3 separate regions of the Mus musculus genome follow, and regions 2 and 3 are each linked to region 1. A link is a loop called in an ENCODE intact Hi-C map of the cell type or tissue named here. Cell type or tissue: left cerebral cortex. All regions are shown on one strand.

Region 1 (8,000 bases):
CACGGGCAAGCACTGCCAGGTTGCAGGTCCCATCTGCACCAGAAGAGATGCCATCTTCCCCACCAGCGGGCTCGGATTCTGAGGGCTCTGACAGTGAGGCCCCCAAGCCAGCTCTGAGTACAGAGGCCCAGCCTGATGGGTGGCACCCTCAAACTACAGGCCAAGGTAGCTCCCAGAGGAAGGAGACACATGTAGCCACTCAGGACTGCCCCCCAGACAAGCCTCTGGACCTCTCTGACCGAGGACGGTGTCGGGACATCTCCAAGTCAACTGGCCAACCTTTGCCACTCAGCCCTAAAATTGTCTACACTCCCAGCCCCCAGCTGCCCACCTTGTCCAGACCCCTGGTTCCCAGCTCCCATACTCTCAGTAATGTCAGCACAGAGACCAGAGCTCAGGAGTCTGAAGAATACTCTACTCCCAAGGTAAGGATCCCAGCTCTGTCCTCAGCCTCTATGCAGCTCCACTGCAGGGTAGGTAGTATTGCACCTCCTTGGGCTGCCTTCTTCTCTCTGCCCCACCAGCTAATACCAAAGAGTAGCCTGTCTTGTTCACACTCGAATGGAAAGGACTGAACACCTACGATAGTCTGAAGATTGAGCTATACACAGAGAGAGAAGAGAGACAGACGACAGACAGACACAGAGAAACAAAAGAGAGACAGAGAAAGACAGAGACAAAGAGAGACAGAGACAGACAGACAAAATAGAGAAAGAGAGACAGAGAAAGACAGACAAAATAGAGAAAGAGAGACAGACACAGAGACAGACAGACAGACTCAAACCATTAATTTGCCTCTCCCAGGATACCTCACACCCTCTCCCAGGAGTCTGTATGGGCCTGACCTCTCCTGGAAGGACTGCAGAGGAGGCTGGAGGAAGGCCACAGCCAGGACCTCACCTGCAGAGGCCTGACACTGGTGGGACCACAGGTAATGTTAGCACTCAGAGCACTTCCAGTCAGAAGTGATGTGCAGTGGGAAGGGATGTGAATGGCAGCCTGCAGGCCTCCAGCAGGGTCTCCCCCACTGTGGATAGAGGCTGTGAGGTCCAGAAGACGTTGTTCTAAGGGAAGGCTCCAACTCACAGGGCTGAAAAAGCCAAGCAGGGAGCTACCTAGCAAGTGAACCTAGGTTCAGAACTCCGGCAAGATCCCCGGGGGCAGCCCCTCTATGTCCTCATCTGAAGAGTCATTATTCTTTCTTGTCCTGGGACTGCATGCCCAAGACTGCCAGTCTGGCTGACCTCATTCGTGTCTTTTAGAGCCAAAGAAGGTCAGAGCACAAAGGCTAGCCCTGGAGCAACTGGAGGAGTCAGACACATCAGACACCAAGGTGGGTCCTCAGTCACTCATTCAAGTTAGTCCTGGCGGATGCCCAGGCAGGAGAGGGTGTCCTTTGCCCTGAGCGTGTCTCCTTCTGCCCAGGCGGGCCTGATTTCTGAGGCAAGTGCAGAGCCAAGCATGCCAGGGGTGGGGCATGCTGAAGACCACCAACAGAGTCAGCAACAGAAGAGGAAGCGGGCCTCAGACCTGCAGGACAAAGGTACCTACCTCCGGGAGGGGAAAGCGGGGCCTGGAATGTGATGGGTGTGTCTCTAGACACCTGGAGAATAGCATCTGGGTTCCAGTTGGAGCCTGATAGAAGCCCCGAGCCTCTTCAGGAAAGGCCTCTGTGAATCCTGGCCAAATGACCTCCTTGAGGTAATCCTGGGCCTTAGCTTCCTTCCCTCAAGAAGACCAACACCAGAGTTCCATAAACTTAAGAGTTAAGAGTGCGGCTGAGAGGGTCTGGGGTGCAGCTCAGTTGGCAGAAGGCTTGCCTAGCACCCCTGAGCCTCTGGAGCTCACATCCCACACATAAAGAAATAACATCTTCCACAGAGAACAATGCGTTGGTTTTTGTTCTGATTTGTTCTTTTGTTTTGTTCTGAGACAGGGTTTCACTATATAGCCCCGACTGGCCTGGAACTTTCTCTGTAAAAAAGACCAGGCTATATCCTCAGATTCACAGACTGACCTGCCTCTGCCTCTTGGGTGCTGGAATTAAAGGTGTGCACCACCACCCCCAGCCACGGGAACAATGTAAATTACATTAGGATCCTCAACTGCCACAAGGCCAGCCTAGGCAATATGAGCCCCAGTCTCCAAAAGAGAGACAGGGAATTGAAGACAGTTATACCGTGCCCTGTAAGCAGCTCCCTGGTGCTGGCATCTTTGGACCCTCTTGTGACCCTCTGGGCAGCCACAGAGGCACATCCAGCTGGCTCTGGGGTATGTGTTCCTTCAGTGTCAGGGCTGCTCACATGTTTGCCCAGGGCGGTACCTTTGAGTTCAACTCTGTCTGATAAGATAGCAGACTCCCAGCCTGGTCCTGGGTAAGAGTGTCAGGACACTTCCTCCTCCGGTGCACAATGGTGAGTCTTTGAACACCTAAGCTAATATGCATGTACCCTATGTTTGCCCAGGCTACAGCTCAGCAGGCTGGGCTGGGGCCACCACAATAAGCCATTGTTGCCGGAAAGGGACTGACCGCAGCCTGTGTTTGCTCCGAGTGGAGGCCAGGGTTTCTGTGTCATTTCCAAGCACTTCCTGCTATGTACGCACGGGCTGGGGTGTGGTCCACTGAGTTACCAGAGTCTCACCTTCTGCCTTTCACGTTGAGTAAGACAGCCAGTGAGAACAGGCTCATGTCCCGTGAGGGTCATGCTCCCACTTTGCCTAGCAGGATGTCACACATCCTAGGATTAACTCAAGCCATGCAGAATGGGAGGGGTTTGTAGCTGTCTCTGTCTGTGCTCTGACCAGCACATAGACTCAACACCACTTGACACACATGAGGGAAACTGAGGTTCTGCTCCATAGACCCAGCATCTCAGAAGGTCCTGGGTGTTACTTGCCCAGACCAGATGCCCACCCCTTGTGGTCATAGTCCCAGCCACGCTGGCAGTGAGAGAGACTCTGGGGTTAGGCTCTGTGAGAGTCAGCCCTTTGGTCATACTTGTGGGTCTCCTCCCGTGCTCCAGCCAGTCACTACCTTGTCAGGAGCAAGAGTGGCCAACAGACTTCACCAAGTTGCGTTTTCCTGAGCCTAGAAGTAGAAAGCCAGAAAAACCGGCTGCTGCCATCTCTATTCTAACTTCATCTTTCCCACAGCCCCCAAGAAGCCATCCCAAGGGAAGAGGAAACCGAAGGAACCCCTGACACCGGCGGAAGGTCCCAGGAGCCCAAAGGAGGACTTCAGCCTCTCCCCCATTAACAGCTGTCGGGAGACCTAACTCTCCAGACTGAGGGACACTGCATTTGCCCAGAGGTAGCTGTCACAGACTGTTGCCTGCACAAGTCAAGCCACACGACCTGAAGATAGCTCGGAATAGTCAATGCCCATAAGCTCCGCCTACATCCAGAGGGGCTGGCCAGCCAAGTCTCTTCTCAGGTTTCTGGGAAGCTCCTCCCATCTGAAGGCAGGGCGGGGAATAGGGGAGCCTCAGCCTAGCCCTGCTTCTTTTTCTGGGCAAGGTCCCCACCTCCAGAGGAGATGGAGGTCCCAGACTTTTCCAGGCTAGGAAGGACGCTTCAGTCAGCGCGGTCTCAGGCGCCCCCTTGTGGAGTCTTGGCAGATGCAACCAAGACTAAGAATTAAGAATCAGCCCTGAACCACTAGATCCTGATGGTATTGAAGAAACTTAGGGAAATACCTGTGTATGAAGTTTAAGAGCTGCCATTTCCAGGGCAAAAACAGGCACTGTTGGCAAAGCACCAGTCAGGGTCCAGTGTGGGGAAATAAGGGAGAAAGAAGCTGCCTTGGGGAGGTCAAGGAAGGTGGCACCTGAAGCTTAGATTTGGGTTTTGAGGGTTGAATAGAAGTGTGCCAAGCAGGCAAAGTTCCTAGCATGCTCTTATAAGCATCTAAATATGTGCCAAAAGGTCAGGGTGAAAGCCAAGGAGAACTCACTTGACCATAACTGAGTGAGGAAGGCTGGAGCTGGCCAAACCAGGTAGAAGGACTACAGCATAAAAGGGAACTGTGGGTATAATTGTAAGAGCCTGAAACTTCCAGAACTGGAGAAACTGTCACTGGGACTGGGTGAGGCCTGGGCTTAACAGAGTACCATTCTCTACTGAGCACACCTGAGAGGCCCGAAGGACAAAATTCCAAGGGACAGCCAGGTGTGTGTGTGTGTGTGTGTGTGTGTGTGTGTGTGTGTGTGTGTGTTCAATCAGTTACAAGATTCTTCAGCTTTTTCAAATTTGAATAAAACACAAGCTGTATGTTTTATCCACTTTGACCTCCTGGTCAGGTTTGGTCTGTGAGGGAAAAAAACCCACAGTACCACACCCAGGAAGAGGCCAAGTTCCTGTTTAAATGTCCCTCAATCACCTCACAGGTTTGTCTGCCAATATTGGGGTCTAGCTCTAGGGCTATGTCCACACTCATGGTACCCTGCCAGGAGCACACCTCCTTGTCATCCCTGTCAGACAGTGGCTTCTGTTAGCCACGATCAATTACCCATCCCAAAGCAGCTTAGTCATACAGCTAGCACCTCATACTACCAGAGACCAAAACTCAGAAAGGTAAGCAGCCTGAGTGTGAAGGACACCACCCCAGGTCAGCAGACACCATGACCCCCTGACAGAAATTACTCTCTCTGGGAGTGCCCACCACTCAATGGACCAAGCCCTGCGTTCTACTAGACAGGAAAACTGTCCACCTTGTCACTGGTTCCTGGCAGGGTAGCTAGGAAAAGGCAGTGGAGAAGAGGGGGGTCAGAACAGAGTAAGGGTAAGCCTACTTGTTCAGGGATGACAGGGAGATGCCATGGATAGAGGGGGGTGTCTGACAGAATCAGCCTGCCTGAGCCTTAAAAGCAGGGAAGGAACTGGCAGTATGAACTCCTATAGGTAACACTACCGATGGCTTCTCCCAAGGAAAGAAGCCACTTCCCAGGGATCTCTCTCCCTCAACCAACTCCACTCCAGCACCCATTTTAAGCAGCCACAGGACCAGAGCAGGCAGTGACCATAGACCAAAAAGAACATTGGGGAGATTTTCCTTTGTGTTTCTTCAATGATCCATCAAACACTTTAAAGACAAGAAGTCGCCGGGCAGTGGTGACGCATGCCTTTAATCCCAGCACTTGGGAGGTAGAGGCAGGCAGATTTCTGAGTTCGAGGCCAGGCTGGTCTACACTATACAGAGAAACCCTGACTTGAAAAACAAAACAAAAGAAAGATAAGAAGTCCACATAGGTTGGGAGCTGGAAAGAGCAGGTGATGGTAGGGTGAAGACTCTGTACAGGGAAGGGCCGACATACACACACGGTACTGAGCCAGAAGGGTTTGTATACTCGAGTCCTGGACATCCTCCACGAAGGAAACTGAAACTCCAGTATCATGCAGACTCAAGACCACGTCCATGAGGCAACTGAGATGTCAGCTGCCCTCAGACCATAGACGGGTGTCTTCAGCAGTCAGTGAGGAGGCCAGGCGGCACAGCCCGGAAGTTACAGGCTCTGGTGGAACATGGATGGATACCTGCCCAGAAGAACCCCAGGGCTGAGGGAACACCCCGGAGCAAGTGACCACAACAGGCCCGCACCCTGAGTCTGCAGCCCATAATGAACATTCGCTGAAGGGTGCCCTGTACACCGAGTCCTGGACGGGAGAACAGGACACAGGTTCCGTGCACCTACCGACCTTGCCGTGTTTAGCCACGCCAAACCTACAACAGACAGAAGACTCTAGGACTCAGGGGAGCGCCGGGGCAAGCCACATATCGCTAGCCGATCGAAGGGCTCAGAGGAGCCTCATTTGCATGCAGGCGCGCCGCAACCAATGGACAGGGACCGCGGAACTATATTTGCATATGGGCGCGCCGCGGCCAATGGGCGGGAGCGACGGGGTGGTATTTGCATACAGGCGCGCCGCAACCAATAGACAGGAACCGCGGAACTATATTTACATATGGGCGCGCCGCGGCCAATGGGCGGGAGTGACGGGGTGGTATTTGCATGCAAGCGCGCCGCGGCCAATGGGCAGCTGCGCGGCGGCGCGGCGCGGCGGCGCACTCGAGCATGGCCGCGGCTGCGGCGGGAGGAGCCCCGGGTCCGGCCCCCGGCCCCTCCAGGCCCGCGCCGGCCGCCCGGAACCCGCCGGCCGTGCCGCGGAGGCGCGGGGACTCCCGGCGCCGTCAGGCCGCCCTCTTCTTTCTCAACAACATCTCCCTGGACGGACGGCCCCCGAGCCTGGGTCCCGGAGGCGAGAAGCCAGCGCCGCCGCCGCCACCGCCCACCGAGGCCCGCGAGGCGCCCGCGCCGCCGCCCGCTCCACCTGGAGGCCTCCCGGGGCTGCCAGCCAGGCCCGCGCCCCAGGGCCTGCTCAGCCCCACGACGGCGCCCGCCGGCCTTGGCCTGGACGGGCAGCGCCAAAGGTGAGTGGGCTGGACGGGGGCGGCTGCACGCTGGGGTCAGGGTGGTGGCCTAGAGGCCTAACCAGCACTCCGGCTGTGTGACCTATGGCCTTGGCAGCCCGGGGCACCGGTGGTGGTGAGCCAGGTCCCTCCTCCCAGGTTGTGGGGTAGTTGACCTATGGGTTCGGGTAAGCCACAAGCTCGGCAGACCTGGACATGGTTGGGATGAGGTGGGTCCATTCACCCCGCACACAGGTATGGTCACCTGGTACCCATCAACTTAACACTCAGAGGTCTGGGTGAACCGGAATGGTCAGCCCAGGACACAGGGTCAAGATGACCAGCCCAAGATCAAGGTGTCGGGTAATTAGGGAAGAGGGTTCTTCAGCCCATAATGCAGGAGCCAGGGTGGTCCAGGGATCCTTCATTCTGGTACTTGAGGGCCCATCACCGCAGCGTGCAAGAGTCAGAGAGGCTCGCAGTCCCGTCTGTCCTTGACTGGGACTGAGGTGATGTGGCAGCATCAGTCCAGAATACAGGAGATGAGTTTGGGATTAACTGAAGCTGGTCAGCCTCCAGAGGGAAGGGATAGTCCCACTAAAACTGTCAACTTCTGGATATGGGGTCAGCTCTTTACCTTGAAAGTCCCACTAAAGCTGTCAGCTCCTGGATATGGGGTCAGCTCTTTACCTTGAAAGTCCCCTGAATATGGATTTCGGAGTTCCCTTGGTCTAATTGACTCTAGACACATCCCTCCCCTGGCTACCCTACACAGAGACTCACAAACACTTTTTACAGGCTGTGTGCCCAACTCAGCTTGTGGGCCAGGGTCTTACCTACCTGGTCTCATCTCTACTCGGCCTTATACACCTGACCACCTCCCTGCCCTCTGTCCCACACCTGCTGGACTCAGGGTCTGCAACATGTAACTGTTCTGCCTCCCCTGCCTGGATCCTAGGATCCTTCATCCTAGCCCAGGACAGCTCTTATTCCTCACTACTCCCCCATTCCCTGGCTATGCTTACTTCCCAGATGGCCGTAGCTACCAGCACCATGTGGGTCTCAGCCTGCTCAGCTCCCTCTTGCATTCTCAGCCTTCACCTAACGAGTGACAGCGGGAGCTAAGTCTGGACACTGAGGTCCCTTCTGGGCAGGCCCCACTGCTATATATCCGAGCTCCTGCCAGGTGGCTGGCTCCCAGGTGTGGGAAGCCCTAGGCAGGTCTGTGATGGGAAAAGCTGTCTGACTTCTGACCCTGCATCACATATCTGTGGCCAAAGGACCTCAACTTTCTGTGGCTACCACCTCAGCCTACAGGTAGGGCCAGGTCATGCTTCTCCACAGGACATAGAGGGATACAGTGGGGACAAGGGGTCAGTTTGTCCCAGAGTGTTAGTTAGCTGGACCCCCTTGAAGAGCAAGCTGAAACATTTGTGGTTGAGGCTCCCTTTGGTACCCACGCCGTCCTAGCTCTTCCAGCCATCCGTCTTCCTAGTTCTGCCCCACTTCATCCTGAGAGTTGTTATCCTTGTGTGGTCACAGGCCTTCAACAGGAGGACGGTCTACCCCAGCTCCCAGTCTGTGGGTAGGAGAG
Region 2 (8,000 bases), 160 kb before region 1:
AATGAGGATGTGGCTAAGTCACATGAGAGACAGATATGCTTGTGGAAAATTCCAGGTCCCGGGAGAAATGCTTGGTTTTCTGGTCCTGGGAAGCTCCGAACCCCTGGTCTCACTTTCCTCTCCACATCTCTGTTCTTGCTTCTTGCTGGTGCATTCATGTGGGTGAGCCAGGTTTTGCAGGCCACGGAAGCCATAACAGGGGACACAGCAGGAGACAGCAGTGTTGGGCAGTGGGCATGGGCAAAAGAGGGAGTGGGCAGGCGGACGTGGGAATACTGCTGCATGCTTTCCATGTGAAACGGGGTGGGTGTCTGGCTGTAGGAAGCCACTGAACCCCAGCTCGGCGGGGGGTGGACAAGGGGCAGTCCTAGACAACAGGTTCTCAGTCTCATGCATCCCAGACACCGCTGGACACCACGGAAGAGCTGAGAACAAATGGGGGGCCCCCGAGGGGGGGGGGCGACTCCATCATCACTGGGCCAGAGGGAGGAGAAGGCAGGGGGAGAGGGGCTGCTGGGTGGTTCCCACGGGGGCGAGAGTCCTTGGTCCGGTCCGTGGCTGGAGAGCAGGAAGGCCTTCTGTTGGGAGGCTAGACGTGGCTTGTTAGGGGAACGCCTATCCCATTGTTCAAGCATGGTGGGCCTTGATAAGCAGAGACAGTCTATGGTTTTAGAGCTTTATTGTAGAAAGGCAGGAAAAAAAGAGAGAGGGTAGAAAGAGAGAGAGAGGCTGGCCATGGCCATGTGGAGAAAGGGGGAGGGGGGAAGGAGAGAGAGAAGGAGGGCTAGAGAAGAGAGTAAGAAAGGTGAGAGCTTAAAGAGATTGAGAAGGGGCAAAGCAGCCTCTTTTATAGTGGGCTGGACTATCTTGCTGTTTCCAGGTAACTACGGGGAAGAGCATACCTGGCTGTAGTCAGGTAACTGTGGGGGTGGAGTCTAGCCAGAATGCCAGAAGCTTGAGACATTGTCTGAGTGACTTATAATCACAGAATTATGGAGTTGGGGGGCTCTGTGGTGTCAGGCACCTGTCTCTGGGAACGTGGCTCCCTGTTGTGTCCCTTGTAGAGTTTTCTACTGGATCGCCGGAGCAAGCCTCATTCAACCAAAATAGGCTGCCTTTCATGGCCCTACACAGCAGATCCCTGTGGAAGAAATGATTCTGGTGCTCTGGGTACCAGGAATGTGCTTTGAACACACCACAATGGTAATGGTGCCAGGGATCATCTACAAAGTCCTCACAAACTTGGGAGCCTGGAGTTGACCAGCACCTGGGTCCAGGAAGAAACCCTGAGCCCTTGTGTGTGGTGCTCACCAGTTCCTGCTTTATGGTGTTCTGGAAACATTTAAACACCCACACATGGAACACACACAGGCCATCAACAGCTCCCACCCCCAGCCCACCCAGGTTACTTAGGGCCAAATCTTGGGTTCCTATGACCTCATCCATTCCCACTGCCTTGCTGAGCTGCTCTTTGCATGTGTAGAACACAAACACAGTTCTGCTATCACACCCACCAGGAACAGCTCACGCAACACACAGGCTGCTTCTCAAGGCCACTTGACTGGTGATGTGTGTCTGAACTGGCTCAAAGCTTGGAATGTGGCTGGCTTCTTGTTTTGGGTTAAGGAAGCTGGGCCCTGCCCTGCCCCCATACTCGTACAGACATCTTTCCACTACTGTGGACACCGCAGTCCTGTGTCTTCAGATCTCCCTGGATCAGCCACTGAGGGATATCTTTGCTGTTTCAGTGTCACAAACAAAAGGGACAGGAAGTTTACTGCTTTAGCACCTGGTGCAGGGGATGGGGCCCAGGCCCTGCTCCACGCCAGAGTCACTGCCTCCACCCCAGGTTCAACATTTATTCCTGTGTTTGTTTTGTTGCTGCTGCTGCTGGGCTTTTGTGTGTGGTCTGTATTTGTTTTGAAACAGTTTCATATAGTCTAGGCTGGCCTGGAACTTGCCACAAAGCTGAGGATGACATTGCATCCCTGATCTGCTTGCCTCTACCTCCTAAGTTCAAGGTTATGAACCTGTTACCACCATATCCACCCAAGTGACTATTTTAAAGTATAGAATTCAGGGGCTGGGAAAATGGCTCAGTAGGTAACACACTTGCCATATAAATGTGAGGCCCTAAGTTCTGATCTCCAGCACGTGTGAATGGTGAATGGTCATGGTCATCGACCTAAAATTCTGTGCACTCAGGAGGCAGAAACAGGAGATCCCAGAGCAAGCTGGCTAGCTGGACTACAGACCATGCCTCAATATATAGGACAGAGAAGAACTGAGAAAGATGCCCAACAACCTCTGGCTTACTCTTGCATGCATGCATGTGTATAGCTGCCCCCATATACATACATAGCATATAGGTCAGAGGATAACTTTAGCCCCTGTGCAAAACATTTCCTAAGGTTCAACTGCTTGAGGCCTCCTTGGCATGACCTCCTCCATATGCATGCGTTGGTACCCCTATCTATGACAGGAAGACTGGCCGTTGTATGCATGATGGGGGGCTCAGGAGCAGGGCTCTGTCTGGCTGCCTTATTTGCTGTGACATCACTGTCCATTCAACCGCAGTCCCTCAATGCTGGGCAGTGAATCCTCATCCTAGCCTTCCCTTTCTCATGAGACATTTCTCTTACTCCTTGGCTACATAGAGACACTGCGTGTGTGGGGATGGCCCTCTTGCCTCTTGTTCACTTCAGAACCTGTGAATTGCCTCCTGGCGTTTTAGGTGGTGTGACCAGTTAGTGTATCTGAATATCTTGGTGCTTATTAGGAATCTGGAATGTGGGCATCTCAGTGACTGATGCTCCCATCAGGTTCTTCCTTGGGACCAGCCTGAACTGCCTGTCAGAGGCCTGCCTCTGGCCAAACCTGGCATCTTAGGTGCTCCGTTATGACAGGATGGGTTTCAGGTGGCCTTGGGCAGGACCTTACACTTGACTGTTCTTTCTCCCATCCTGCATCCCTCCGTCCTCCCATACTGGTTCACCCCAGCCTGTGCTGGTAACTTCTCCAGGAGCTACAAACATCTAGTATAACTTTAACAGCAAGAGGAAGAACAAAAGGGAAACACACTAGTGACCTGGCCTGGCCCCACTCCACTCTCTCTAGCTCTGTCTGGGCCCCTTTGATCGTCACAGCACACATTTCTGTTGTTGTCTAGGAAGAAGGAAAAGCAAAATCAGACGTGGGCAGTGTCTACACAGGGCACCTTTCAGGCTGGAGCAAGAGTGATCGTCAAGGGCTGATCCAGGCAGGGAGGTCTGGAGTAGATCCACAGTGGAAGCAGGCAGCTTGGGTTCCACAGAGTTGGCTGCGAGGCCACCAAAGGAGGCCCCCATCCCAAGGGACATCTTCCCTGTATCCTGGCTCAGATGGGACCCAGGGAGACAGAATCTTTCCCCATAAGCTGTTTTTCAATCATTCTGGAGAAAGAAGAGCTCGCCCCACTGCTGGCAGAATGGTAGTAGAAATTAAAGAAGCTTTTCAGCCTGGGATGTGGCTCAGTGCTCGAGCATTTGATTCACAGGCGCGAGGCCTTGGGATCTAGCCCCAGAACCATAAGAGAGAAGTAATTTTAACTAAATCTTCTGCATTCTGTGCTCTGGCAGGCCATATGGGCCCCACATTACCACCAGACACCCGGGGTTGGAGTAAAACAGCTGACTGTTTAGTCCTGAATGCTGCGCCCCACCCCCACCCCCCATTTAGACTATATTCAGGCCCAGGCTTGCTTTAATAGTATGAAAATCTGGTGGCCAGTTGGAGCGGGTGCATAGCACTTCCCTTCCCAGAATACAGGATCCTCAGAACTCTGGTGCATCTGGGAGGCCGGGGGTGGGGGTGGGGTGGCAAGGCAAGCATGTACCACCTGGCAGCTCCAGAAGTAAGCAGGGTACGTGGTGAATCCTCGCTTTGGGGAGTGCATTGGCTGGCAACACCTGGATGTCCCATGCCTCTCTTAGTAGCTATCCAGTCAGGGATGTTTAACCAGGGCTTATGACCTGGAACCCTCAAATTAAAACCAGGCTTGTTTACAGAGGAGGGACTGGTAGCCATGTGTAGTACTGGCCCTGTGCTCTAAGGTGATGGTGGGGACTCATATGGGCCGGGCCCTGATTAAGCTGCGGCTCAGCGCTCTACAAAGCCTAGAATGAACTTCATGGAGGTGAGCCCTACCATCCGTAAGGCCACAGCGAACCCTAAAACCTGCACGTTTTATATACCACCTGGTCTTAATGGTAAGGACTTCAGAGTCAGTGCTAGACATCTGCGAGGGGGCGTGGCCAGACCCTGCACAGGGCATGCTGGGCCTGTGCTGCTGGTGAGGCACCTAGAACATGGCTACTAAGTGCAGCAGCACCAGAGCTAGCTTCGTCCTTGGCTTTATTGCTATTGTTGTTCTCGCTTCTCCCCAAGCCTGTCACAGGCCCTAGAGTGTCAATCCAGCACCCACAAAGGTGTCTGCTTCTCAAAGCCTCAGTTTCTCCAACTAGAAAATAATGTTGCCCGTATTCCCATTTATAAAAATGTGGGACTCTATGCGGTACAGAAAATCCTGGCCCTGTAGACTATTCTAGTTTCCTTTCCCGGTTCTGGGACCAAAAGGTTCCCCCAAGTCTCTCCTTAATGCCTCAGCGCAGGACTTTCCTTGTACGATCTGGTGAAGCCCTTGAGGCTCCTGAAGGGGCTTCAGGCGGCTTTTCTCACTAGTCTCTCCCTGTAGTACCCACCTCAGCCAGGAGAGGGCGGAAGTGTTTCAGCTGAGCCCAAGGCACCCGGCCTTGCTGGAGGGAGCCAATGAGAGTTATCTACACTGTGTGGATCTCCTGGGGCACCTGGCAGAAGACGTTCCAAGACTCTTCTTGAAGCTTTCATCTCCAGGAGGAGTGGGAAGGAGGGAGGGAGACAGAGAGACAGAGAGACAGAGGAGACAGAGAAAGACGCTGCAGCCCAGCACAGACATGTCAAGACCCGGGTACACAGTCTGGAGAGGCCCCAGAGTGTCAGTAACTCCAGGGTACTGCGGGAAGTCTCAGATGAGAGCTCCTCCCCCAGCTTCAAGAGTCTTTGGAAGCCCTGGCTTCCCCTCTGGCTAATAGTGGGTGTATCCCAGACATCTGTGTTGGCATGTCTGGGTTAGATGAGGCCTAGATTTAATGGCCAGTTCTGGGCCTGCCTGCATAGGCCTATTAGGTGGGTTTCCAGAGCATCACACATGGCCAAACATCCATGTGAATTTCAAGGGACTCCAACACGATCTCACTGGGTGGCTGTCTGCACATTCGGTCCCCATGTCACCTACTCACGGTCTCACTCTGCTGGAAGGTTTGGGATCCCCAAGACTAACAGATGGCCCGGTTGTCTCACACGTGGGAATTCTGCTTCGGTAGCACTTGGGTACTCAGTATGTTATGGGGATGCTTGCAGCTGCTGGCCCATGGCCCTCCATACTCGGCCTCCCCTCTGACATGTGTGGAAGTCCTTCCTTTGCCGATAGTGTATTCTATCTTAATCCCGTTTTGACATGTGAATGAGAAGCACACCCTAGAATCAGCTCCCATGATACCTGCTCCCTGACTTTCCCTTAGACCCAAACTCCCCGATGCAGAGCAAAACCTGTTGACTTTTACCTGTTTGCTAGACTGGGCTCACAGGGCCTGGAGTCCACATGTCCAAGGGTCAGAGGGGCCATGGAAAGCATTGAGAACAACTGTACAGTGGGAGCTGTGGCCTACCATGCTCAGTGCATTGCACATGCAGTCTGGGTTTTGACCTTTACAGCAAGCTCTACTGTGTGCCCTCTCCTTCTCCACACAGATGGATGGCAGCACCTCTGAGAGCCGAGAAATCTGACCCAGAGCCATAGCTGGGCTCAGGACCAGGTGTTCTGGTTTGGTAATGGCGTCCCCTCCAGAAGACAGCTGAACCTGGGTCTGAAATGCATCGGCCATGTGTCTGTGCTTAGACTCTATTGTAGGTAAGCCATTAATGTGGGTTTTTATTCTGGGAAGGCGCACATAACATTAGGCTTATGAGTCTGTTTCAAAGGCACAGCTGAGGGTACTCAGTTAATTCACGTCGTTGGGGGGGGGGGGACCCTCACTAGCATTAAACTCCTCTGTAAGGCTCCATCCCTGTTGGACACCAGTCTGCATTCATTCTCTCCCCAGTCTTGTAGTCATTGCTGGAGCGGCGGCGGCATTTGTGGCTCAAGGGAACTCAAGTTGCTGATCACGTAAGGTTTGTCCTCTTGCGACTGGTTTATGTCCCTCCTCCTTACGCCTTTGGCGCTCCCTTGTGTTGTCAGAATACCTTTCCTCCTCAGAGCTGAGAGGTAGTCTGCAGTGTGGACCATATACTTACTTCATCATTTCCTCACTCACTGACGACCCCTGAGCGGCTTCCGCCTCTTGGCTGTTGTGAGCAAAGCTGGAAGGAACTTATGCAGAACTCTAAGATCCTGTTCTCCTTTTGTCTGTGCCTTACTTTCCTGTTGCTGTGATAAAATACCAAGACAAACACAGTTTAAGAGAGGAAGGACTTATGTCGGGTCACAGTTCCATCATGGCAAGGAGGTGAAGTAGGAGCTTAAAGTGGCTGATCACAGGAAAGAGCAACAAATGTGTGTGTGCCTCTTAGCTTCCCTCCTCTCCTTACACAGTGGAGAATAGCCCTATCTCTAATTGAGATGGGCCTTCTCATATCAGTTAAGGTAATCAGGATAATCTCACAGAAGCCTGAATGCGGGTTCCGGGGACAGAGCGAGGTGTGCCGGGCTTCCTCAGCCAGTGCCTTCATCCACTGAGCTACCCTCTGGTCCCACTCAGTGTGTTTGGATATCACATCTGTTGCCACCCACATTCTTGCCATAATTTATTTAGCTCTCATGGGTCATCCCCAATACTGAATGTTAAACTCAACGGCTGGTCCTATGTGCAAATCTTGGGGCAGAAACTTACTTGCTCGGGGACAGTTTCTGGGGATTTTATTGGAACTGTGGTGCACTGTGTCAACGTGAACCCTTAGAACCTTCCCTGTTCTTCTCCCCAGACAGATATTGAGGCTGATTTTCTGATTTTCTTGCCAGCAGGCCCCTCATCAGTTCTGTCGCCAGAACTGGGTTTATAATTTAAGTATGACAGAAGAAAATTCATTCTCTGACTGTGTGCCTTGGATGCATTCAAAGGCCAGCATTCATCATGAGCCTATAGCTTGACGAATATGAATATAGGAAAAGACCTGTTTCCAGTCTTTTGTCCACTTCTCTATGATCATGCCTGTCTTCAAAGAAGATGCATCACTGGCTGGGGATCTGGCTCACTGAGTATCTGCCCTGCAAGGATGAGGATCAGAGTGTGTATTCTCAGCACCCATGTTCAACAGCCAGGAGCAGCAGCTCACTTAGGAGGTAAAGGCAGAAAGATCACTTGGACTTGCTGCCAGTCAGTCTAACCAAATCGACAAGCTTCAGGTTCAGTGACAGATCCTGTCTCAAAAAATAGGGTAGAGAGTGATAGAAGAAAACACTGAAACTTGATTTCTGGCCTCCATATGCACACACACACTACACATACAACACACACATACCACACACACAACACACACAGATACAACACACACAACACAGACATACCACACACACCATACACACCACACACATACACACACATCACATATATTACATGCACGGACACAACATAAACACACCACACATACAACACACACAAAACACACACACCACACATACAAAACACACACACCATGCATGCACCACACATACAACACACACACACACACACACACAGCCTTAGGAGATATATTGAAGCTGGATAGAAGCTGGTATTTCCTGTCAACTTCTAACCAACACCTTAATACAAATGTGTTTGTCCTGCATGAATAGAGCCAGAGAGAATGGCTCTTCCCTCAGTTGGCATTTCTCCCTGCAGAGAGAATGGCCCCAGGCTAGGACCACTGTGTGAACCTGTGTGTCA
Region 3 (8,000 bases), 500 kb before region 1:
TTATGGGGTAACAGTGTACTTCTGAAGATAGGCAATACCAAGAATGAATCTCACATAGCCGTAGTTCCGATCATAACATATCAACATAGGCCCATCAATAAGAGCAAATGCCTCTGGCTGGAGAGATGGCTCAGTGGTTAAGAGCACAGACTGCTCTTCCAAAGGTCCTGTGATTAATCCCCAGCAACCACATGGTGGCTCACAACCATCTGTAAAGGGATCTGATGCCCTCTTCTGGTGTATCTGAAAACAGCTACAGTGTACTCAAATAAAAATAAAATAAATCTTAGAAAGAAAGAAAGAGAGAGAGAGAGAGAGAGAGAGAGAGAGAGAGAGAGAGAGAGAGAGAGAGAGAGAAAGGAAGGAAGGAAGGAAGGAAGAAAGAAAGAAAGAAAGAAAGAAAGAAAGAAAGAAAGAAAGAAAGAAAGAAAGAAAGAAAGAAAGAAAGAAAGAAAATATCTCCCACTAATACAGACCACTGGTAACCGTAGGGTGGAGATGACACATCCGTAACACTGTAATTCCTCATCAGTTTTTCTGCAACTGAAACTGCCCTGAAAAGAATGCAATGTGTTGAATTTTTCTATTGAATGTATACATGCTGGGCCTAAAGCACATCCCAACAAGTCAGGCAATCTTACTAACATCTTCAAGGAATAGATTCTCAGACTAACCTCCATACCTACAGCAGAAGAGCTTTGGGACAGGGCTCTATTTTGTCTTGTTATCTATTGGGTTGTACGTGTTTTTTTTAATTACATAATAAGACTTTATTATTGTTCTTTCAGAATCTAGTGGATAAACGTGTAAGAAATATGAATTAAGTTGGGCATGGAAGCACCCGTCTACAATCCCAGTACTCAGGAGACTGAGGCAGAAATATCGGGAGTTCTCAGGCAGTCTAGATAACAGAGTAGGACCTGGTCTCAAAAAAGTGTGGAGGGCATGAACTTAGGGATTGGATGGAGTATCTTGCTTGGAAGCGAGTGGCTCTTCTTCAACATGCACACACTCTTTGCGGTTTAAACACAAGGTATATTTTCCAAGATTAACCACACATTGGAGGAAAGAAAGTCTCAATTCCATTCAATAAAATTACTAAGAGCCATGTTCACTGACCACAGGGCGATTAAATTAGAAACAAGTAAGAAAGAAAACCGCACATACACTCACATGCTTGTGTGTTTATCCAAGATTTGCACGGTGAGGTCTGCTAAGATCTTGCAGGAGGATACAGATCAGTGGTGTGCTGAGACAGAAGTAGGGGCTGAGGTTGTGAGATCAGAGGTCTGAATCCATCATTGTTCTCAGTTCTCTGCAAGGGAGAACCAGAGGGAACTTGTCCTTTGAGGCAGGGGAAGTGTCCAAAAGGCCTCCAGGGAGAGAAGAAACAACTCAGCTCAACTCTGGGAGACAAAGGGTACTTACAGCCAAGTCCCAGGTGCTATAATCAGGGTCAGCACCACCCACCCACATCTGACTGGTAGGGAAGACATGCAGGACCTAGAATGTTATTCTCATGGAGTAAGAACTCTATCTTCTGGGAAAGAGGAGTGCTGAAATACGGGGGAAACTGCTACAAAGTAACTACATCGAGACTGAAGCCGAACCCTGTGTTTCTTCTCTCATAACCTGAGGAATCACTCTAGAGAACACCCCTCAACTAAGTCAACTAAGCAGTGCAGAGCAGAACTCCACAAGCCCAGTTCAGAGACTGTCAGCAGTGCAGGTGTGGGCTGGGCGGGGTGAGAACGCCAGCAGGAGACTCTAGTAGGATGAGGTAGAGGCTGTCCTGAGGTTAGTTAGGGTGAGGGCTGTGTATCCCAGAATACAGCTTCTGAATGTCTTTGAACTAAATGTTTTAGATGAACGAGTTGCACATTATACAAATTATGTCTTGATAAACATGTTTAAAACACAGCTGTAGTGTTATGTATTACATTTGTATGTGTGGTGTGTGAGCAGGTGTGTATGTGTGTGAGTATGTGAGTGTGTGCATGTGTGTATGTGAGCATGTGTATGTGTGAGCATGTGTATGTGAGAGCATGGGTATGTGTATGAGAGAGAGCATATGTGTGTGAGCATGTGTGCTGTGTAAGCATGTGTGTGTGTGTGTGTGTGAGTGTGTGTGAGAGAGAGAGAGAGAGAGAGAGAGACAGCACCTGTATGGAGGTCAGATGACAACTTTCAGGACTCACTTCTCTTATGTAGGTTCTAGGGATTGAACTCTGGTGACCAGGCTTATGAAGCGATCTTGCCAACCCTAAAAACATAAATAAAACATACACAGGACACTTCCTCATCACCTTGGAAAAGGCTAGCAGATGCTCCTGTGGGGGAAGGGAGAATAAAGGGGAAAGGATGAGGTCTTGTCAATTCTCCTGCAGCTGGTGCGCAGATGGGAGCATGTCCCTTGTGGAGCTTCTAAAAAGATCCTGGGGAAAAAAGAAAGAAAGAAAGAAAGAAAGAAAGAAAGAAAGAAAGAAAGAAAGAAAGAAAGAAAGAAAGGGAAAAGAAAAGAAAAGAAAAGAAGAAGAGGAAAGGAGAGGAGAGGAGAGGAGAGGAGAGGAGAGAAGAGAAGAGAAGAGAAGAGAAAAGAAAAGAAAAGAAAAGAAAAGAAAAGAAAAGAAAAGAAAAGAAAAGAAAAGAAGAGAGGGCACAAAGGCAAGACTTTCCCCCATGGCCCCTGTGGTGGTTTGAATAAGAATAGGTTCATATATTTGAATGCTCAGTCATCAGGGAGTGTTACTACTACTTGAGAAAGATTAAGAGGCATGGCTTTGTTGGAGTGGGTGTGGCCTTGTTGGAGGAAGCGTGTCCTGGGGATGAGCTTTGAGACTTCAAACGCCCAAACCAGGTCCTGTGTGTTCTTCCTGCAGCTTGCAGATCCAGATATAGAACTCTCCACTACTTTTCCAGCACCATTTCTGCCTGTGTGCCTCCCTGCTTCCTGTCATAATGGCAATAGACTAAACTTCTGAAAGAGTTGCTGTGGTCATGGTGTCTCTTCACAGCAATAGAACAGAGCCTAAGACAGTCCCCCGTGGGAAATGAAAAGTCCATGCCCAGAAAGAATTTGAGGGCATGGACTCGTGCCACCCAGAAGCACTTGGGAAGTCTGCATGAGGCAAGGGTCACCAGGTTCCCTCATATGAGATGGCTGAATTACCCAGAGGAGGCCACCATTACCTGACATCCAAACAGTGGGGGAAGAGTCTCATCCAAAATCTAAGGTCCATTTTAACCTCAAAAAAAAGCCAGACCACGCCCACTCTGAGTCAGGATGGGGCTGTCCTGGCTCCAGTCCCATGCGTTATCCTAAGACCATGTGTGTTACGGAGAGGACCCACATCTGTAATGGGAACGTACAAATGGTTGGTGCAGAGCATCATGTCCTCCCATGCTTCGTGGATGAGAGGCATCAAGAGCGCTGCCTTCTCAGCTGTGGTCCTACTCAGCCCTGGTATGCCTACGGCGCCCAGCTCCAGCAAAGGAACGTTGGATAGGGGTGATGGTAAACCTGGGGTTTCTCCAATTGCCCACCAATCTGGGAAAGAGCCTGAGAAGTTGCTTGTGCAATCTCCTTATCATCCAGCAGGTGGCAGTGTGGCACTACAGGTGGCAGTGTGGCACTGCAAAACTCTGCCTCTCCTTGCAGCTCGCCTATTGCAAGTTGGTTTGCAGTTTGTTTGGTTTGTTGGTTTTGATAGGATCTCATATGTATCTCTGAATGTCCTGAAACCCACTGTGGAGACCAGGCTGGCCTTGAACTTAGAGATCCACCTGCATCTGTTTCACAAGTGCTGGGTTTAAAGGCAAGTGCTACCACACCCAGCCATCTTGCCTATTACAAACAGGTGGCTGGCAACCATGCCTGTCCCCAACCTAACCCTTCAGAGCTGTGATGGATGCAACTGAATGTTCTCAATTAACTGGATGTCTCCATTTCTTTTTCGTCTCTGTGATAAACACTCTGGCAGAAAGCAACTTGCAGAAGGGTGGGTTTTAGTTCATGGTTCAAGGTAGAGTCCATCGTGTGAGAAAATCGAGGTGGCGGGAGCTTGAAGCAGATGACCACATCATACACACAGCCAGAATAGGAGAGCAACTGATGCTTATATCACTCTCTTCATTTAACAGCCCAGGATCCCACCCCAGGGCACAGTAGACCTGCCTTCTCAGCCTACCGTCATGACCAAGATGTCTCCTACAGAAATACTCAGCTATACCTCCCAGGTGATTATAGATTCTGTCAGACAACTAACATTAGTCTTCTAACTGGAGGACATCTACTCTCCTGGCTGGGCAGTTTAGAAAGCTCAGAGTCTATCCCTCATAGACCCAGGTTGTATCTTTAATGCAAATCAATAGCAGTCATTGTTAAAGCAAAGCTTGAAGACCCACCACATCCATGGCCATGGCCTAGAGTTTAGTGCACCCTGCTGACACCCCACTCATAACAATATCCACTCCACATCACCCAAGAGCCTCCCATTCAGCATGGCCACAGGAGCCGTCCTCCACCCACAGGCTGAGACCTGGATCCGTGCAAACAGCGCTCTCTTCCTAGCCTCCCACACTGCTTTGGTCAGGCTCTGGAAGCTCTACTGGACTGGAGCAGACAAGTGCAATGCTGTCCTCCCCTTCCAATCTATGCAGTTGCTGCCACAGGGGCAGCTTCAAAACTACTCTCTTGGGATGTCATTCTGGAGGCCAACCTCCCTGTCATCCAAGGAGACAGACTCCCCTGAACAGCTTCAGGGGCTTGTGCTACTACTGTGTGCCTTTCCATCTTTGCATCCCAATGGCCCCATTATTCCTCTTGTAGATCTTGTCTCTTGTTGCCTGAAGTGATCCATAGCCTCAGGACTGCCAACTCCCACCCATACCACCATCAGCCCAGGGACAAGTACTTGGAAAAGGACTCTTAGAAGCACCTCATTCTTTGGGCCAGGATGTCCTTCTAGGTGATACCTGCCCTCCACAGTGTAGCTGGCCACATGGTGAACTAGTTCTGGCAGTCAAGAAGATGTTGTCTGGTTTCTTTCTTTTCCAGGCCCAGAGCAAAGTCTGATGTTCCTTAAGCACATATGTGTTTGTATCTGTGTTCTTGCATACTGGTGATGACATAGAGTTCCTGGAACCTTCCAGAAAACACATGGCTCTCACCGACACTCACTTCACAAGTGTGCCTCTAGCATCTATGCGCTCTTAGAGAGTGCCCAACAACTGAATAATTTCTTTTTCTGGTGAAACTCAGAACAGAGTTGGAAGCCAGGGAGACCCCATCTCTTACCATATTGAAGAGAATCGACCTCTTGCTGAAACCACAGAGCCCTAACAAGTTCATACCTTGGAGGACTTCTCAAAAAGCACCAAGCCCCTCAGCAGCCTTCATGTTTGGGGCTTTAGTTGACAAATATGAAGGGCCAGCCTGCAGCCTGCAGCTCCTCATGTTCTTTAGGTAGAAAGGGAGCCTTCAGCACTAGGTGGTACCAGAAACTCAACCTGCTCTGCCTTTCCTAACCTCAGAGAGTTTGAGTCTCCAATAAGGCAGAGACTTTGGCTTCGTGGCTCCCATACTAGGAAAGATGAGCCAGCCCCTAGCACAGCCCCTGCTCCTGAGTGTGTAACAACATAGGAACCAGACACTCAGGACCAGCCGGAGCACAGGAAGCACCAGGCTCTAGATTATCTGTTGTGTGGGGAGGGGTCTGGGCTGAGACTGAAGCCTGGGCAGGTGAAGTCAACCCCAGTTCCTCACTTACAAGAAGGAACCTGGACACTTCTACAGCGACCTCTGCTCAGCCCTCACTCCCCAGCCAAAACAGAAAATCCATCATACTCTTCCCCCCAGGACAAGACTGGGAATCCTTCACCTCAGAAGTCGAGGGAAACGTCTGTCTGTCCTAAGCAAAAGGTTTCATCCCAAACGCGGGAGCCACACTGGAATACACCTGTCAGGAGAACTTTGTGTTGAGGCGACAGACAGAAGGGACCGACGACCTGCCGCCTACAGGAAGATGATTTGATTTGGTTCAACTCGCAAGGATACGGAGACCTGGAGGAGAACCCAGCTGGGAGCTCCCGCTCAGCGCGCAGCTCCTGCGGATGGGGTCTCAGAACAAGGCAAGACTGGAGCTTTGGGAAAGTGACCCCGTAGGAAACAAGAAATGGCAGTTGAGGGGCCAAGAAGCAGGCAAAGCGCCCTCAGGTTCCGCGGCTCCCATCTTCAGGCCCGTGGGTCCGCATAGAGGGTGGAGCGGGGCTGGGAAGATGCCGGCAGCAGGTCCCCTCTGATTGGACGGCGTGAAGTCCCATCGGGAGCCTCAGCAGCTTAAAAACGAAGCCAATACGAGTGGGAGGTAGAGCGGCCCCGGCCGGCCACGCGCCTTGGTGAGAAGGCGCAGGAAGGGTGGCCGGCCGGAGAGGCCACGCGCAGGCCCGGGGACTGACAGACAGCTGGACAGGTGGACGCGCCCGCAGGGCAAGAAGCCATACTGCCGTAGCGGGCTCCAGAGGTCATGGCCGAGCTCAAGTCGCTGTCGGGGGACTCGTACCTGGCGCTGAGCCACAGCTACACGGCGACCGGCCACGCCTACGCTGCAGCGCGCGGACCGGAGACCACACGCGGCTTCGGTGCATCGGGTCCGGGTGGCGACCTCCCGGCGGCTCCCGCTTCTCGTGTCCCCGCCGCGACGGTGGAGAGCAGCGGCGAGCAGAGCGGCGACGAGGACGAAGCCTTCGAGAGGCGGCGGCGGCGGCGAGGGTCCGGGGTTGCGGTTGACGCACGGCGGCGGCCCCGGGAGCAGCGCTCGCTGAGGCTCAGCATCAACGCGCGCGAACGGCGACGCATGCATGACCTGAACGACGCGCTGGACGGACTGCGCGCAGTCATCCCCTACGCGCACAGCCCGTCGGTGCGCAAGCTCTCCAAGATAGCCACACTTCTGCTGGCCAAAAACTACATCCTCATGCAGGCGCAGGCCCTGGAGGAGATGCGGCGCTTGGTAGCATACCTCAACCAAGGCCAGGGCCTCGCGGCGCCGGTGGCCGCCGCGCCTCTAACGCCCTTTGGCCAGGCAGCGATTTACCCGTTCTCGGCGGGCACCGCGCTCGGGCCCTGCCCAGACAAGTGTGCCACCTTCTCAGGATCGCCCTCGGCGCTTTGCAAACACTGCGGCGAGAAGCCCTGAGGGCTCCGATCCCCTCTGCAGCCGCCTTTCTATTTAGACTGTTCCCTGTCCTCGCTGGCGGGACTCTATGAGAAAGCCCAGTACTCCGCTTACAGAACTGTTGGGTGCAGAATGAGAAGTCCGTCTGAGAAAGCCAGAGAGTTGGCGCTGGACTCTAGACCCTGCCGCATCCACTGAACTATCTCAGCTAAAAGGCTACGGGAGTGAGCAGTTAGTGAATGGTCCCACATCTGACAGGTGACTGCCCAAGGCTCAGGAGCGCAGGCACAGAGCATCGCGCTTGACCACATCCTAGCGTTGGATGGGGAACCCAGCCCCTTCTAAGCCAACTTGCAGGGCCTTGCTTGCTTCAACTAGACCTGTTCCTCAGGACGGGTGCGGCCCCTCACCTCGGGCCTCTGTTGGCTCCAAGACTCCAGACCCGGCCTAAAAGCAAAATTACGCCGAGGTCCTTTGGAGAGGTCGTGGAGGCAGACGCAGGAAGATCCCAGGAGGTGAGCTTTACAACGTTTTCCAAGTCTGAGCTTGTTCTGTTAACATTCTTGCCTGCCCAGAGGCTCAGGAAATTCAAGCCAGCCTCAAAAGTCTGTGGAAACATCTCTAAATAAGCCTGGAGCGCCACCGCCGGCCTCCTGTGGGCTGAGCTGGGTTTCACTTCTTTCTACTTGTCCCAAGGGGACTGGTGGAGCCCTCACAACCTGCTCAGGGCTACTTGACCCTGGAGGGTCAGCCGAAGAGTCTAGTCTAGCTCCAGGACCAACCAAGTCCCCTCTGCGCCAGTTCGGGAACTTCTGGAGGAAGCCG

The links. Peaks named below come from ENCODE experiments on the same cell type or tissue, not always from the same donor. Only the 100,000 strongest peaks of a DNase experiment are listed, where the experiment ranks them.
Region 2: it touches region 1 in a loop (8-fold over the local background); 18 of 42 quality-filtered maps call a loop at or near these places.
Region 3: a loop joins it to region 1, with 3 times the contacts of the local background. A loop is called at or near these places in 4 of 42 quality-filtered maps.

The regions. Positions count from the first base shown.
Region 1 is chr2:180,271,527-180,279,526 of GRCm38, reverse strand. Cables2 (CDK5 and Abl enzyme substrate 2) reads left to right here and starts at 6,062. Exons shown (of 10, transcript NM_145851.2): 1 at 6,062-6,427. The coding sequence starts at 6,072. It overlaps Rbbp8nl (RBBP8 N-terminal like), which reads left to right. Exons shown (of 13, transcript NM_173031.3): 10 at 1-425; 11 at 805-931; 12 at 1,263-1,333; 13 at 1,426-1,881. The coding sequence ends at 1,584. In left cerebral cortex, a CTCF peak has its summit at 3,596 (motif pointing left); DNase peaks (open chromatin) are centred at 3,572 and 5,905; H3K4me3 peaks cover 2,105 bases; H3K27ac peaks cover 692 bases.
Region 2 is chr2:180,429,241-180,437,240 of GRCm38, reverse strand. No RefSeq gene overlaps it. Among named protein-coding and RNA genes, the nearest start is that of Slco4a1, 23 kb to the left of the region's middle. In left cerebral cortex, a CTCF peak has its summit at 4,743 (motif pointing right); DNase peaks (open chromatin) are centred at 4,755 and 5,346; H3K27ac peaks cover 309 bases.
Region 3 is chr2:180,775,268-180,783,267 of GRCm38, reverse strand. Bhlhe23 (basic helix-loop-helix family, member e23) reads left to right here and starts at 6,368. Exons shown (of 1, transcript NM_080641.5): 1 at 6,368-8,000. The coding sequence starts at 6,525. The coding sequence ends at 7,196. In left cerebral cortex, CTCF peaks have their summits at 247 (motif pointing left) and 3,587 (motif pointing right); a DNase peak (open chromatin) is centred at 3,610.